2 separate regions of the Homo sapiens genome follow, and region 2 is linked to region 1. A link is an interaction called in ENCODE POLR2A ChIA-PET data of the cell type or tissue named here. Cell type or tissue: K562. All regions are shown on one strand. Each heading gives the region's core, and the rest is flanking DNA. Links, peaks and the distances in the headings are about the cores only.

Evidence for each region. ChIA-PET counts read pairs that join two places held together with the same protein. Peaks named below come from ENCODE experiments on the same cell type or tissue, not always from the same donor. Only the 100,000 strongest peaks of a DNase experiment are listed, where the experiment ranks them.
Region 2: POLR2A ChIA-PET joins it to region 1 with 10 read pairs; 17 of 35 experiments call an interaction of 5 or more read pairs at or near these places.

Annotation. Positions count from the first base shown.
Region 1 is chr6:31,686,677-31,695,000 of GRCh38, reverse strand. It overlaps ABHD16A (abhydrolase domain containing 16A, phospholipase), which reads left to right. Exons shown (of 20, transcript NM_021160.3): 6 at 1,569-1,642; 7 at 1,852-1,974; 8 at 3,083-3,197; 9 at 3,321-3,422; 10 at 4,399-4,462; 11 at 4,874-4,923; 12 at 5,297-5,420; 13 at 5,882-5,986; 14 at 6,215-6,278; 15 at 6,696-6,752; 16 at 6,898-6,960; 17 at 7,101-7,177; 18 at 7,261-7,359; 19 at 7,457-7,503; 1 more. The coding sequence ends at 7,789. LOC105375019 (a long non-coding RNA gene) reads right to left here. Exons shown (of 3, transcript XR_007059543.1): 3 at 8,151-8,324. It overlaps LOC105375018 (a long non-coding RNA gene), which reads right to left and starts at 5,352. Exons shown (of 2, transcript XR_926696.2): 1 at 5,035-5,352; 2 at 3,685-4,243. In K562, for the core only: CTCF peaks have their summits at 3,859 and 5,291 (motif pointing right); DNase peaks (open chromatin) are centred at 3,256, 4,050, 4,510 and 5,262; H3K4me3 peaks cover 578 bases.
Region 2 is chr6:31,792,885-31,801,193 of GRCh38, reverse strand. VARS1 (valyl-tRNA synthetase 1) reads left to right here and starts at 5,442. Exons shown (of 30, transcript NM_006295.3): 1 at 5,442-5,648; 2 at 5,944-6,363; 3 at 8,074-8,208; 4 at 8,299-8,309. The coding sequence starts at 5,977. It overlaps LSM2 (LSM2 homolog, U6 small nuclear RNA and mRNA degradation associated), which reads left to right. Exons shown (of 5, transcript NM_021177.5): 3 at 2,687-2,717; 4 at 3,145-3,204; 5 at 3,312-3,798. The coding sequence ends at 3,437. RefSeq lists enhancers at 4,990-5,844, 7,989-8,309. In K562, for the core only: a CTCF peak has its summit at 5,174 (motif pointing left); DNase peaks (open chromatin) are centred at 5,163, 5,453, 6,183, 6,823 and 1 weaker place; H3K4me3 peaks cover 2,732 bases.

The sequences.
Region 1 (8,324 bases), core at 203-8,202:
CTTTATTTGTAAATGTGAGAAAACAGAGGCAAAAAGAGGTTAAGTGACCCATTCGGAGTCATAGAGCAAGAAAGTGGCTAAGTCCAGATTTGAGAGCAGGTCTGAGCAAAGCCTGCCTGAAATTTGCTTTTAGTCATCTTGTTTTGTTTTGCCATTTACCTTTTTGTATAATTTTTCTATTGCTCTCTGTTAGTCAAATTATTTTTGAAATGTCAAAAAATTTCTGTGCAGAAAATAAAAACCCTCAAAATAGAGTGCTAGGAGCTCAGGGGGTGGGGGACGAATATAGTCAAGTATTAAGACACAGCTAGGCCGGGCGCGGTGGCTCACACCTGTAATCCCAGCACTTTGGAAGGCCGAGGCGGGTGGATCACGAGGTCAGGAGATCAAGACCATCCTGGCTAACATGGTGAAACCCCATCTCTGCTAAAGGTACAAAAATTAGCCGGGCATGGTGGTGGCAGGCACCTGTAGTCCCAGCTACTTGGAGGCTGAGGCGGGAGAATGGCGTGAAGCCGGGAGGCAGAGCTTGCAGTGATCCGAGATCGTGCCACTGCACTCCAGCCTGGGCGACAGAGTGAGACTCCATCTCAAAAAAAAAAAAAAAAAAAAAGACACAGCTCCCACTGCCGTCAAAAAACGTGGAGCTGGTGAGGTGGTTCATGCCTATAATCCCAGCACTTTCGGAAGCCAAGGCAGGAGGATCGCTTCAGCCCAGGAGTTGGAGACCAGCCTGGGCAACATAGTAAGACCTTGTCTCTAAAGAAAATTTTAAAAATTAGCTGGGCATGGTAGCACATGTCTGTAGTCCCAGCTACTCCAGAGGCTAAGGTAGGAGGATCACTTGGGCCTGGGAGTTTGAGGCTGCAGTGAGCTATGATTGCACCAACTGCATTCCAGCCTGGGCAACAGCACGAGACCCTGCCTCAAAAAAAAAAAAAAAGGCATGTGGACTGGCTCAGTGGGGTGGCCCGAGGTTCGGATGGGCTGTAGGGCAACACTGATCCATGGCTGCAGGAGTTGAGGAAGGGATGTAGTTGTGAGGATGGAAGTCAGAGCTTCCTTCAACGGGTGGCCCCACATGGCAGAGGAGCCCACTGTGGGCGTGACTTCCCTCCTCTCTGTCTCACTCAACCTTGGGTCTGTCAGTGTGATCTGCTGGGAGATTTCTAAGCTTCTAAGACAGCACCCTATAAGGGACCCAGGTGGGGAATAGACCGTGACCAGCCAGCGACCCCTACTACCCGTCACTCAAAAGCACTAGCACCTTCAGCCACTCCTCCTGGGGATGGGTCAGACTTAGTTTTTTAGAAAAGCAGAGTGTTAGGTTCTTAGCTTGGAAGAGGGCAGACAGGCCAGTCCTGATACCTGATGGGGCATACCATCTCCCCTGATTTTCTGGTCCTGTTAGAATTTTCCATCTGAGAATTGGGAGGGTATTGACCTCCGCTTGGTTTCCCCATGATGTGTGGGGATCAGACCCCTGGATAACGAAGGTGTTGTTGAGGGTGGGTAGGAGAGCCTCCCCTGAGTTCTCAGTACCCCTTTGCCTCTCGTGCCCACTGCAGAGGCAGCTTGCCAACTACAACTTTGACTTCCGGAGCTGGCCAGTCGACTTCCACTGGGAAGAACCCAGCAGCCGGTGAGGCCCCAGTTCTTTTGCTGTATCTCTCCCCTTAGAACCATTCCAGAAAATCTCTGCTCTGCCCTCCCACCTCCATGCCCTCTCAGGTCACAGTGCCTGCCTTCCAATGCCATTATGTCGTTCCTAGACCCCACTGTTCTCCAGACCTCAGACATCCAGCTTGCTGCTCCTGACCCTATCCTTCCCTGCATCTTTCCCTTCCTCAGGAAGGAGTCTCGAGGGGGCCCTTCCCGCCGGGGTGTGGCCCTGCTTCGCCCAGAGCCCCTGCACCGGGGGACAGCAGACACCCTCCTCAACCGGGTTAAGAAGCTGCCTTGTCAGATCACCAGGTGGGAAACAGCAGCGAGGAGAGGCCCACTGGGGTGGAGGGGCCATTTCAGGAGTGCTCTGGGAGTGGGCGCTCCATTGTAAAATAGCTGTCACTCATTGGGCCTAGTGCTGTATGGTTTGTGTAGATCATTTATGGCAAAGTCATTTTTATCCATATTTATGTTTGAAGAAAAGAGGCTCAGAGAGGTCTGGAGTCTCAAATGTAGTAAGTAAAGAACTGGGATATGAACAAAAGCTCCTTCAGTGAGGCTGAAAAGGAGCAGTGGGGGTGGGGTGGGGGTGGGGAGGACACACACTTGTAGCTAGGGCAGGCTCTGGTAGCATCTGTGTACCCATCGTGGCCCCTCTGCCCTGTTGTTATTCCACCTTGGCTCCGGGCCCCTGTGTGCCTCAGTGTCTGCACCTGTGATGAACCTGCCCTGCAAGGTTGCTGAGGAGATTAAGTAAGGTAACATGTTCTGAAGGGCTCCTGCCTTGCCTGGGTGCTTGAGAGCACATGGTAAATCCCAAATAAAGCTCAGTCGTGGGTACTGATGATGTCAGAAGGAACGGAAATAACCACCTATATCTTATAGTGGAACAGACACTGGGAATTTTCTTTTGCTGGGAGTTAGGAGGCAGCTTCTAGAATACCAAGGAACAGGGTGGACTTAGTGGTTGGTTGTTGACAGTGTGCTAATTAGTCAGGGAGGCAAGCCATATTTGAGGTTTTGAATTATAACCATCATTTTTTAAAGCATTATTTATTTGGGGACCTTTAATATGTTGTACTTATATTTTAACAGAATCATAATCTGATGATAACTTTGCATTTACTTATTATGTATAGACAGTTACATCATAAAACTCTCAGAATTCTGTACATACAGGATATGTGTGCACTGAGCCACAATATAAAATGTTTATCTTACAAAGGTTGCAGTAAGAAAAGTTTGCAAAACACTAGCCTGGTACATATTTCATTAAGGCTTGAAAGAGGAAAGTAAAGCTGTGAAGGTCAGGGGTAAAGCAGGCCTTACAGTCTGTGAGTGCTAGGGCTGGGATGGTCCCCAGCACAGTCCCCAGGCCTCAACAGGGTTGGGGTTTGTTAACCTGTGTTCCCCACAGCTACCTGGTGGCGCACACCCTAGGGCGCCGGATGCTGTATCCAGGCTCTGTGTACCTGCTGCAGAAGGCCCTCATGCCTGTGCTGCTGCAGGGCCAGGCCCGACTGGTGGAAGAGGTGAGGCTTCCCTGCCCGCACATCCCCTAAAGCCCTCCCCTCTCACCCCCACCCACCCCGCCCCACCCCTGTGATGTGGCCTCCTGACCCTTGCATCTTGGCCATTGCGTCTTCCGTACTCAGTGTAATGGGCGCCGGGCAAAGCTGCTGGCCTGTGATGGCAATGAGATTGACACCATGTTTGTGGACCGGCGGGGGACAGCTGAGCCCCAGGGACAGAAGCTGGTAAGAGGGAGCAGAGAGCCCAGAGGTGGGGTGAGTGTGAGGAAGGCAGTAGAGGTCTGGGGACCCCAATGCTATAGCACCTCCCTGAAGGAACCACTACTGGGGATAATCTCATGTCCTAGCTCCACGCTAAAGACCTTGTGATGTAGTGAAACCCTGTGATAGAGAAACAGATGAAGTAGGAGAGACGTTCAAGGACGAGAAACTAATATTAATAGTTACCACTTTGACAGCACTTCACACTTATATATATTTAATTCTCATATATATATGAAGCATATATATTTAATTCTCAAAAGAATCCCGTGAGATAGGTACTGCTTATATTAGCCCATTTTACAGGAGATGAAACTGGGGCACAGAAAACCTTTCCTGGACCTCACAGTAAGTGGTAGAGCTGGTATTTGGACCCAGGCAGCCTGGCCTCAAAGTCTCCTACCTCCATGAAGCAGCCGTGGAAAGAGCGCTAAGCCAGGAGTCTAGGGAGCTGGGTTCTAGTCCTGGCTCTGCCCATCTGTTATGAGAGTTCATGCAAATCCCACCATTCGTGGGTTTCAGCTTGGGGCGCCATGGCATTACAGTTTATCTGACCATAAGACTGGAGCTCAGAGAGGGATAGGGAGAGCAATCAGCATACCACACAATAGCAATGGTCACAGAAGATAACAGACCCGAAAACGAGAAAGGAAAAACATCTCCATAGTCCCCTTCCTGAAAGAGATCCAGCTGGTAATCTTCCAAGGAAAAGACATGGCTGGGTGGTCGAGCAGGTCAGCCTCTGAGGAGTATTTGTAATCCCTTTGCTTCTCCTCTTATGGACCCTGTGGAATGAGAAGCTTCCATTCCCCTTGGAGAAAACAGAAACCTGCCCTTTCCTCTTCCCTGCAAAGCTCTTCATGGGCTGCCCTCCCTGCCCAAAGGGAGTTTTTCAGTCCCAACTTGGCCCCCCAGCCCTTCCTTCCTGCCTCCTTCCTAGGTGATCTGCTGTGAGGGGAATGCTGGGTTTTATGAGGTGGGCTGCGTCTCCACGCCCCTGGAAGGTAGGACGGTGACTCAGCCTCCTTATCTCCGCCCTTTGAAAGGGAATGTCCCTGCCTCCCACACTGACCTGACCTCCCCTGGCCTCTGCTTTCTCTGGGTGAGGTTTTGAGTCTCTCAGCTTTAGGGAAAAGTCCACTCGCCATTTGCTTTGATAACCTTACATCCCTCCCCTGGCCTGTGTCCCTAGCTATTATGCTTTTCATTCTGTTCCATTCCCCCACCACACACCCCACACAATCACATGCTGCTCCCTGTGCTGCCTCAGAACCTCTGGTGTCATCTCCTATTTCTGGGAAGGCTTGGAGTTATTTGCATCTAAGCTGGGGGGTACTTCTGCTCTTCCTTCCCCCAGGGATGGAGAAAGGGCTGTGGGCCACAAGGTCTCAGTCCCTCCTCCCCCTGTGTTACAGCTGGATATTCAGTCCTGGGCTGGAATCATCCAGGCTTTGCTGGAAGCACGGTGAGACCATCTCAGGAATCCCTTCCTTTTCCTGAATTATGTCTGTTTCCCTCTGGTCAGCCATTGGAGGGAGGAGAGGGGCTGTGGATTTCTTGAAGGCGTCCCACTCACCTGAGGGCTGGGGTCTAGGAGGTTGTGAAGGCAGCATTGGGAGCCATGCCCCCATCCCCACAGTGCGGGGCTAGCAGGAGAGGAGGAGGTAGATCTCATTGTACACATCCGTCTTCTGGAGAGAACAACCTCTCCTACCATCCCTTCCTTCTACACCTTCTCTGCCTGTCATAGGTGGCTGCAGGAGGGGTCCACGTTGGGAGGGACAGGTGAGCTGGCCTTTGGTGCTGACACACTCCTGACTTTGCCCTTTCTCCTGCAGGGGGTGCCATTCCCGCAGAATGAGGCTAATGCCATGGATGTGGTGGTCCAGTTTGCCATCCACCGCCTAGGCTTCCAGCCCCAGGACATCATCATCTACGCCTGGTCCATCGGCGGCTTCACTGGTACCAGCCTCCCTCCCATCCCCCACTGTAGACACATTCATGACCACCCAGCCCCACCCGGGAGAGGTGGGGAAATGGGGTGGGGTGGAGGCTCAAGGAAGAAGAGAGAGGAAGTAGAATCTCTGAGTGGGCCTGGAAGAAGCTATCCTATTTGCATACACTTCACCTTTCCTTCCCCTCTTGTGCCCAGTCATTAAAAGGAAAAGCAGACCCAGGTCCTGGGTGGGGAGATCAGGGAAAGTGAATGTTTCCTGCCCATTATCTTCAGTGCACTATCTCCAGTGTTCTATCCCCATCCTCTCCAGATAGTTCCCTAACCAAGTGAAGTAGGTTAAGAAAAAAACAAGGGATAACATAGGGGGAATGGGGTTGGCCTATAGGGTCAGTGGGATGAGAGCATGGGTGGTGGGGAGAAAGGAGCCTTTCTCAGTTCTTACTCTTCTTCCCTGCCCTGGTACCAGCCACGTGGGCAGCCATGTCCTACCCAGATGTTAGTGCCATGATCCTGGATGCCTCCTTTGATGACCTGGTGCCCTTGGCCTTGAAGGTCATGCCAGACAGCTGGAGTGAGTGCAGCTCCCAGGCCTGCCCTTCCTGGGAAGGGGTGGGCTGGAACTGGGAACTGTTCTGAGATGGCTCCCTTTTCTTGGGTGGGGAGTAAGTCGCCCCATTGTTGGAAGCAGGAGGACTCCTTTGTCTGGGGGCCTCAGTTTTCTTTCTCCGTGAATAGTGAGGACCTTTATGTTGGGCAAGGGCTTTGTCTCTGCCATCCCTTCACCTTTATCCCACTCTAGGGGGCCTGGTGACCAGGACCGTGAGGCAGCATCTCAATCTAAACAACGCGGAGCAGCTGTGCAGGTGAGGGCCGGCCAGCGTCCGGCATTGAACACCTGCCCCCCATACAGCTCTGCTGGGCGCTCAAACCCTGAAACTAGTACTAAAGTGCAAGTTGGTAAAAGGCCACTGGCTCACATCCTGAGTGACCCTGCCACCACCTCAACTGGCCTAACCCCTCCCAGGTCCCCTGGGACTCTGGACCACCTCAGGATCTGGCAACCAAAGGGTTAAGGCCTGGCACGGCAGGGGTCTCCCAGCAGGGCCAGACTGAACCATGCCCCTTAAATAATCCCCTCTCACCCCTGAGTGAAGGGCTAGGTCAAGGGCTGTGCTATAGCAAGGGGAGGGTAAGAATGCTACCAGTGCAGGGATAGGGGTGGGCCAGTTGTCACCCGTCTCCCTCTGAGCTCTCCCTTCCCACTGCTCTGTTCTCTGAAGATACCAGGGTCCTGTACTGCTGATCCGGAGAACCAAGGATGAGATCATCACCACCACGTGAGTGCGTGGGAATCTCGGCCCTCAGGAACCCCAGAGATGGCCAGGAACTTGTCCCTTCTACCTCTGCCCACCAGAAACCTGGGTATCTAGACCCTTCCTCCTAACCTCCAGCCCCTCCAGGGTACATTCTTCTCACCCCCAGGGTTCCTGAGGACATCATGTCCAACCGAGGCAATGACCTCCTGCTGAAGCTCCTGCAGCATCGGTGAGAGCCAGGGTGTGTGCGCGCTGGGGGCAGTGTACACACACAGATACTGATACCAGCACAGGGAAGGAGGGAGGAAGGTTCAGGGATGGTGAATGAAAAAAAATCAGCCCTGACCTGTCCTGGCACTTCCTCCGTAGGTATCCCCGGGTGATGGCAGAGGAGGGTCTTCGAGTGGTGAGGCAGTGGTTGGAGGCCTCCTCACAGCTGGAGGAAGGTGAGAAGGGATCCAGTGAGGCTTGGGGCGGGGGCCCAGCAAGGTCAGGTTGCTGACTGGCTGTCATCTCTCTCCCTGACCAGCCTCAATTTATAGCCGATGGGAGGTGGAAGAGGACTGGTGTCTGTCTGTCCTCCGCTCCTACCAGGCAGAACACGGGCCCGACTTCCCCTGGAGCGTGGGTAAGGAGCTCCTGGGGCAGGAGAGAGGGTGGGAAGGGCCTAGGAAGGGGATGAATACCCAGATGTGTGGCCTATTTTGAGCGCCTCCTCTCTGCAGGGGAGGACATGAGTGCAGATGGACGGCGGCAGCTGGCTTTGTTTCTGGTGAGCTAAGGAGTGGGAAGTGGGAAGGGTTCTTGAATGGCCAGGGCTCACATAGGGGGACTGGGGATACCCTATAAGCATTGGAAGTGGCAGCTTTTGTAGAGTGGGTGGTGGATGCGGAAGTGGAGGGTGGGGAGGGAGTCCAGTGGCTGCCCCTCCCAACAGTGCTCTGTACCCCACCTGTCCCACCTCCTTTCCTCAGGCTCGGAAGCATCTGCACAACTTTGAGGCCACTCACTGCACCCCACTCCCAGCCCAGAACTTCCAGATGCCCTGGCACCTCTAGGGACCAACTGGGACTCATTATGGAAGAATGGGGTGAGAGGAGACATGAGGAAAGACCCTCTTATTTGTGATTCTCTGTGTTCATGTTGCTGTTTATAGTTTGTGGAAAGTGGGGGACCATCCCCCTTCTCACCACTGTTCCTCTTGCACGTTTCCCCTCATTCATGTGGCTGTACTTAACCTTCTCCAACATACATCCTGCATTACATGAATGGATTATTCCTAATAATTAATAAAAAGGTATTTTTTCTACTATCAGGCTAATTGTATAACTTCTCAAGTGTCCAGGGAGCCAGGGGCAGGTAGTGGGGAGAGCAGAGGCCCCAAAGAGCTGGGCTTTGGGAAACCCTAACTCTAGACAATCTAGCTAATCTAACCCTTCCCATCTCTGTGTCCCCCTAGGCCTTCAGCCCCTAACCTGAGCTTTCCTCAGGCAGCAGGTCCCCAAACCTCCCCGGTCCCTGATGTGCCTACTGTTATCACAACTGTGCAGCCTCCCTGGCCCCTCCCGCCTCCTTCTTCAGTTCTTCCTGCAT
Region 2 (8,309 bases), core at 310-8,309, 110 kb before region 1:
CTTTTTTTTTTTTTTTTTTTTTTGAGACAGATCCTTACTCTGTCACCGAGGCTGGAATGCAGTGGCATGATCTTGGCTCACTGCAACCTCTACCTCCTGTGTTCAAATGATTCTCGTGCCTCAGCCTCCTGTATACCTGGGACTACAGGCATGCACCACACACAGCTAATTTTTGTATTTTTATATTTTATTTTTAAATTTTTTTTTTCCTCCTGGGTTCAAGTGATTCTCGTGCCTCACCTCCTGAGTAGCTGGGATTACAGGTGCACACCACAATGCCCAGCTAATTTTTGTATTTTTTTTTTTTTGAGACGGAGTCTTGCTTTGTCACCCAGGCTGGAGTGTAGTGGTGTGATCTCCGCTCACTGCAAGCTCTGCCTCCCAGTTCACGCCATTTTTCTACCTCAGCCTCCCAAGTAGCTGGGACTACAGGTGCCCGCCACCATGCCCGGCTAATTTTTTGTATTTTTAGTAGAGACGGGGTTTCACCGTGTTAGCCAGGATGGTCTCGATCTCCTGACCTCGTGATCCACCCGCCTCGGCCTCCCAAAGTGCTGAGATTATAGGCGTGAGCCACCACGCCCGGCCAATTTTTGTATTTTTAGTAGAGATGGGGATTCGCCGTGTTGGCCAGGCTGGTCTTGAAGTCCTGGCCTCAAGTGATCCGCCCACCTTGGCCTCCTAAAGTTCTGGGATTATAGGCATGAGCCACCGCACATGGCCTAGACGCTGGGTTTTAAAGACTTTCAGAATTTTACAAAAATTGGGGCAGAGAACTGCCAACTTTATTTTTGGCAAGATAAGGACGTTTTTAAAACTGCTATTTATTACGATTATTTTTATTTATTTATTTTTCTTGAGATGGAGTCTCACTCTGTCACCCAGGCTGGAGTGCAGTGGCTCGATCTCGCCTCACTACAACCTCCACCTCCCGGGTTCAAGTGATTCTCCTGCTTCAGCCTCCCGAGTAGCTGGGATTACAGGCGTCTGCCACTATGCCCAGCTAATTTTTTGTATTTTTAGTAGAGATGGGGTTTCACGATGTTGGCCAGGCTGGTGTCGAACTCCTGACCTCGTGATTCGCCCGCCTCGTCCTCCCTAAGTGCTGGAATTATAGGCGTGAGCCACCGTGCCCGGCCACAGTTATTTTATTTTATAACTTTAAAATAGAGATGAGGTCTTGCTATGTTGTCTGGGCTGTTCTCCAGCTGGCTTCAGGCGATCCTCCTGCCTCAGCCTCCCAGAATGCTTGGATTATAGGCGTGAACAACCATTCCCAGCCAAAGGCTGTTTTTTTAAATTTTTGCACCATTCTCTCAAAGAGCACTGGTGTTTTGATAGCATTCCTCAAATAGCATTTCAAGGGGCTCGAGGATTGGGGAATGGAGAGGACATCACTCATGCCTGCATCATCAAGAGTAATGCTACCTACCTTTATCCACATATGGGCTCTGGTTCCAAAGCAATAAATGTTTGAAAATAGCTAGCCTGGGTGACATTCACAGTGAGACCCTTTCTCTACAAAAAAAAAAAAAAAAAGTCGGGAATGGTGGCTCATGCCTGTAATCCCAGCACTTTGGGAGGCTGAGGTGGGCAGATCATGAGGTCAGGAGATCGAGACCATCCTGGCTAACACGGTGAAACCCCGTCTCTACTAAAAATACAAAAAATTAGCCAGGAGTGGTGGCCGGCATCTGTAGTCCCAGCTACTCGGGAGGCTGAGGCAGGAGAATGGCGTGAACCTGGGAGATGGAGCTTTCAGTGAGCCGAGATTGTGCCACTGCACTCCAGACTGGCCGACAGAGCGAGACTCCATCTCAAAAAAAAATCAGCTGGGCATGGTGGCTCAAGCCTGTAATCACAGCTACTCAAGTGGCCACAGTGAGCCATGATCACGCCATTTCACTCCAGCCTTGGCCATAGAGTGAGACCCTGTCGCAAAAATAAAAAAAAAATAGCTGATGGTTTTGGGAGTCACACAGACTTGGACTGAAGTTCCCATTTGTTCTAAACTCATAAAGTTTAAAACAACCTCTCTGAGCCCCTGGAAGGTAATAACTACTTTGAAAGATGGCTGTAAAGATTACAAATACTATATAGAATACAGGTCTAGCCTTTACCAGTTGTTTAATGGTAGCTGTTAAGAATAGGTTGGTTTGGCCGGGGACAGTGGTTCACACCTGTAATCCCAGCACTTTGGGGAGCTGAAGTGGGCAGATCGCCTGAGATCAGGAGTTAAGGAACAGCCTGGCCAACATGGTGAAACCCCATCTCTACTAAAAATAAAAAATTAGCCGGGCATGATGGCATGCGCCTGAAGTCCTAGCTACTCAGGAGACTGAGGCAGGAGAATCGCTTGAACCTGGGAGGCAGAGGTTGCAGTGAGCCAAGATCACACCACTGCACTTCAGCCTGGCTGACAGTGAGACTCCATCTCAAAAAAAAAAAAAAAAAAAAAAAGAATGGATTGGTTTAGGGAGAGGAGATGTGGGGTTGAAAATAAACTACTCTGTTAGTTGTCTTTCCTACTCCAGGGCTTAGGAATGCCCCCTTTTGGTTCTACCTTTTCTGACATCCTCAAGTCCTTGACTTCTCCCAGTCATGTTCTCATCCCAGCTCTGAAGTCACCTCTATGTTGACTTTGTTATAAACTAATTTGATTCTTCTCTCCCTCTGCCCTTGACAGCATCTGTGGAACCCTCCATTCTGTGGATCAGGTGAGATATAGCACGGGCCCCAGAATTGGTTCCTGGAGAAGGAGAGGGGAGACTTAAGGGTTGGGTTCTTACATCATGTCTCTAGGGTTAATAATGGTGTTCGTCGGCCAGGCACGGTGGCTCACGCCTGTAATCCCAGCACTTTGAGAGGCCGAGGCCTGAGGTCAGGAGTTCAAGACAAGCCTGACAAACATGGTGAAACCCCGTCTCTACTAAAAATACAAAAAATTAGCTGGGCGTGGTGGTGGGCACCTGTAATCCCAGCTAGTCGAGAGGCTGAGGCAGGAAAATCATTTGAACCCAGGAGGCGGAGATTGCAGTGAGCCGAGATGGCACCATTGCACTCCAGCCTGGGCAACAAGAGCAAAACTCTTGTCTCAAAAAAAAAAAAATAATAATAATAATGGTGTTCATCTTCCTTTCCTAGTATCTCAACATCAAACTAACTGACATCAGTGTCACAGACCCTGAGAAATACCCTCACATGGTGAGTTGGGGTCTGTGGAGAAGAGGAAACACCTCTAAAGCAGGAGGCCCCTGGGTGGTTAGAGGACATTTTTAAGGGTGTTTTCATATTTGTCCATCTTTGTCTAGTTATCAGTGAAGAACTGCTTCATTCGGGGCTCAGTGGTCCGATACGTGCAGCTGCCAGCAGATGAGGTCGACACACAGTTGCTACAGGATGCGGCAAGGAAGGAAGCCCTGCAGCAGAAACAGTGATGGCTCCTCCTCCTCTTCCCCTCCCTCTTTCATTGGTGACCCATAACCCCAAGTCCCAGCCCAGAACCCCTAACCCCCAATACTTGAAGGGGTTTTGTTTTTTTACTAATGATGGTTTTGTGGGTTTTTTTTAAGGGATGAGTGGATGAGAGGAGTAATAGGGAACAGCTATCCTCTCTTGAGAAGGGGAGGATAAGTAGGCTGGGAAACTTCAAAGCCTTCCCAGTCCCCAGCACCTGCCTTTCTCACTACTTCTCTGGAGATGGTAGGAGAGTTTCCTAGGTCTTTCCAGGGCAGCATGTGATTCATTTGGGGATGGAAGGAATCTGTCCCGCATCGGGAATAAAATTTATGATGCAAATTTGTGTTTTGGTTCTGTTACTATGTGTTGGGCAGGGGGCTGGGACATGGAAAAGGATGTCGAATTCATCCAAGCCCCTGTTACTCTGCGTTAACCCAGCCAAGAATCCAACTCAGCTTCCCACTACTCTCCTTGGTATAAAGCATATAATACAGTTGCTCTACACCATGTTTCCCCAACATGTCCCTACCTGTATGTTCTCCCTGTGGCCTTTTGCTTATACCATACCTGCAACTGGAGTGCTTGCTGTCCTTCCATTAATGTGATAGTGTCATAAGATACATTTCATGCTACCAGACTTCACCAATCCAACCAAATCAGTTCATGTTTTCTGAATATGTATAGAAGATAAATACAAGTGATGTAATTTATATTTTAGAGAAAAGTTGTGACTGGGAATTACTAAACTTCATTCACTCATTCAGCAAATATGAGTTCATGATACAGATGAGACTTCTCAGCCTTAAGGGACCCTTAGAGACCATCTAGTGTGACCCTCCTTTTTGTTTTTGAGACGGGAGTCTCACTCTGTTGCCCAGGGTGGAGTGCACTGGCTTGGTCTGGCTCACTGCAACCTCCGCCTCCCGGTTCAAGCGATTCTCCTGCCACAGCTCCTGAGTAGCTGGGATTACAGATGCCCACCACCATGCCCGGCTAATTTTTTTTTTTTTTTTTTTTTTTTGAGATGGAGTCTCACTTTGTCACCCAGGCTGGACTGCAGTGGTGTGATCTTAGCTCTGCAATCTCCGCCTCCCAGGTTCAAGTGATCTTCTTGCCTCAGCTTCCCAAGTAGCTGGGCTTACAGGTGTGTGCCACCACGCCTGGCTAATTTTTGTATTTTTACAAATACTGCAGCTCTGTCGCCAGGCTGGAGTGCAGTGGCACGATCTCAGTTCACTGCAACCTCAACCTCCAGGGTTCAAGCAATTCCCTGCCTCAGGCTCCGGGGTAGCTGGGATTACAGGCGCCTGCCACCACACCTGGCTAATTTTTGTATTTTTAGTAGAGACGGGGTTTCACCATCTTGGCCTGGCTGGTCTTGAACTCCTGACCTGGTGATCCACCCGCCCTGGCCTCCCAGAGTGCTGGGATTACAGGCGTGAGACGGGCTTTCACCACCTTGGCCAGGCTAGTCTTGAACTTCTGACCTCAGGTGATCCGCCCACCTCGGCCTCCCAAAGTGCTGGGATTATAGGCGTGAGCCACTGCGCCCGGCCGTCACCCTTTTTTCATACATGAGGAGATGAGGCTCAAAGAGGAAGCTGGACGCCAGGGCCTCGGCAAATGGACCTCCCCTTCGGTCCTCATCAGGCGGCTCCCTGCTGGGCACCTCCCCGCTACCGGGTGGGGAACGCCCTCCACCGGCAGGGCCGGCCGACCCTCTTGGGCCAGTTCCCTAGCTGCCCGCTGGGCGCCGCCCTCGCCACCCGGCCGAGGACCCGCACAAGGTGCCCGTGGCGGCGCCTGACGGGAGCGTCGTGCTCAGGGGTGTCCTCTCGTCCTGCGTCCGCGCCCAGCGCCCCGCGCCCCGCGCTGTTCCTCGTGAGACCGGCGGGCGGCGAGCCGCGCGGCCCCCGGGGCAGTGTCGGACACGGCGGGCGCGCACTCGCAGGCGGGGCACGGCCGCCCCCGCCAGGACCCGCAGGCCCGGAAACGCTCCCTGTCACAAAGGGGGGAACACGTGGGCGCCGGCTGCCGGGGCGGCGATCTTAGGGAACTAGGGTCACCTGGAGAGCCGCCCACCGTCTCTGCCCGCTCGACTCCTCCGCCCGGGCCGCTCGGCCGGTCCAGCCGCGGCCGGCGCCTGGCTGTGAGGTGGATTCCCGGCCCAGTCTGACCATCTCCCTCCAGTACGTACACGCGGCTCGAACCCGCATCCAACCAGACGCCGACCCGCTCCTGAGAGCCTTCCACACTCCCCGAAGCCCCGCGATGGTGGATAGTTCCTCTTCCCCAGGAACTCCCCACTGACACTGCCCCTCTGAGAGCCAGGTCCTCGGCTCCTGACAGCCTGCCTGGTCAGACCCTCAGTCCTATGGGACTCGGGTGTCTGCGGCGAAGGAGCTCCCGTGAGGGTCCCCTCTCTACTCAAACATAGGACCCACCTCGATCCCGCAGTCTTCCCCTGTCTCTCTTTCTCCTTAGGTTTTTCCACTTCGTTCGGACCTTCTCATAACTATGTCCACCCTCTACGTCTCCCCTCACCCAGATGCCTTCCCCAGCCTCCGAGCCCTCATAGCCGCTCGCTATGGGGAGGCTGGGGAGGGTCCCGGATGGGGAGGAGCCCACCCCCGCATCTGTCTCCAGCCACCCCCGACTAGCAGGACTCCCTTTCCCCCACCCCGCCTGCCGGCCCTGGAGCAGGGGCCCGGTGGGCTCTGGGTGTGGGGGGCCACGGCTGTGGCCCAGCTGCTGTGGCCAGCAGGCCTGGGGGGCCCAGGGGGCAGCCGGGCGGCTGTCCTTGTCCAACAGTGGGTCAGTTACGCCGACACGGAGTTAATACCAGCTGCCTGTGGAGCAACGCTGCCGGCCCTGGGACTCCGAAGCTCGGCCCAGGACCCCCAGGTGAGGGGGTTGTACAGAAGAGGGGGAGGGGAGAAATTCAGAGGAGGGAAGCGAGGACTGGAATGGACAATGAGACAAGAAGGTAGTACATCAGATGTGGGAAAAGAGTGATCAAATCCCAGATTGCCAACTGGTATGGTAACCCTGGGCACGTTTCATAGACCCGCTGTGTCTTGGTCTTCCTATGTCTATGAACACGCAGGCAAGTTGATGTAATGCTTGCCTCACTGAGTTAATAGGATTAAAAGATGTGCGCAGAGCACATAGTTTAGTGCCAGGCACTTTTAAAGTCTCTTAGTAAAAGTTTGATGAGTCTGAAATTGATGAGGATAGAAGTTATTTGAATTGTAGGAAAAGACTGGGTGAGGGAGAGATGACAATTGCTGGGAGGAGATAAAAGAGAAATGAAATGAGGAAGGTAAGTGAGAGGAGAGATAACCCTGCCAGATTGTAACTATCAGTCCTTCCAAAGGAGACCTGTGCCTTGGTGTACTTTCAACTCTGCCTCCTTGCATGGTATTGAGCACATGATGGAAAATTAGTATTTCTTGAATGGATGAATGAATGTGGCAGACCCTGACTTGCTCCCTCATATTGTGATCACCCTATCTACAATAGAGTCCTTGCATTCAGAATGTCTGTCCAAACAAACAAATAAAATAGAGTCCCTCTCTTCTGGAATTCCCTGTTTGTTCCCCTCTTTTATTTCTTTTCTTTTCTTTTTTTTTTTTTTTTTTGAGACAGAATCTCCTTCTGTTGCCCAGGCTGGAGTGCCACGGTGCGATGGTGCGATCTCAGCTCACTGCTCAAGCGATTCTCCTGCCTCAGCCTTCTGAGTAGCTGGGATTACAGGCGCCCACCACCTTGTCCGGCTAATTTTTTGTATTTTTAGTAGAGATGGGGTTTTGTCATGTTGACCAGGCTGGTCTCGAACTCCTAACCTCAGATGGTCTGCTCGCCTCGGCCTCCCAAAGTGCTGAGATTATAGGTGTGAGCCACCACGCCTGGCCCCTGTTCCCCTCATTCTGCTTTATTTTTCTTCATAGGAGTTAAGAAAAATAGGGCACTTCATTTTATATTTGCTCATTTGTTGTTCCCCTACAAGAATGTTAACTCTACCAGGTCAGGGTTCTGTCCATCTGTTCGTGTTTTCCTCTCATTCCCTGGAGAAGTACTTAATACATATTTATTGATGTTCTGAACCTGGCAGTTATTGAGATGCCTCATATAATCTTTACTTCTATGCTTAACATATTGCATCTAACACATAAGTATTGAGTAGGGATTTGTTGGATGAGTCAGAAGTGTTTTGTTTTTTTTTTTCTGAGACGGAGTCTCGCTGTGTTGCCCAGGCTGGAGTGCAGTGGCGTGATCTCGGCTCACTGCAAGCTCCACCTCCTGGGTTCATGCCATTCTCCTGCCTCAGCCTCCCGAGTAGCTGGGACTACAGGCGCCCGCCACCACGCCTGGCTATTTTTTTTTTGTATTTTTAGTAGAGATGAGGTTTCACCATGTTAGCCAGGATGGTCTCGATCTCCTGACCTCGTGATCCGCCCAGAAGTATTTTTATTGTGACTATTTGAGTGAAGAAATGGGACTCAGAGGTGGTGATTTGTGAGAGTGGGGTGGAGGGAGGCCACATGGATTGGGTTGTGGTGGGAGATGGAGGTGGGCCAAACCTTGTCTCACACTTCTTCCCCTTCCTGCCAGGCTGTGCTGGGGGCCCTGGGCAGGGCCCTGAGCCCCTTGGAGGAGTGGCTTCGGCTGCACACCTACTTGGCCGGGGAGGCCCCCACTCTGGCTGACCTGGCGGCTGTCACAGCCTTGCTGCTGCCTTTCCGATACGTGAGTCACCAGGCCTGGGGAAGAACAAGACTGCTCTCCTCAGACCTCACTGTAGGGTGACTGAGAAGAGTCATTTATTTCCTGTTCCAGGTCCTAGACCC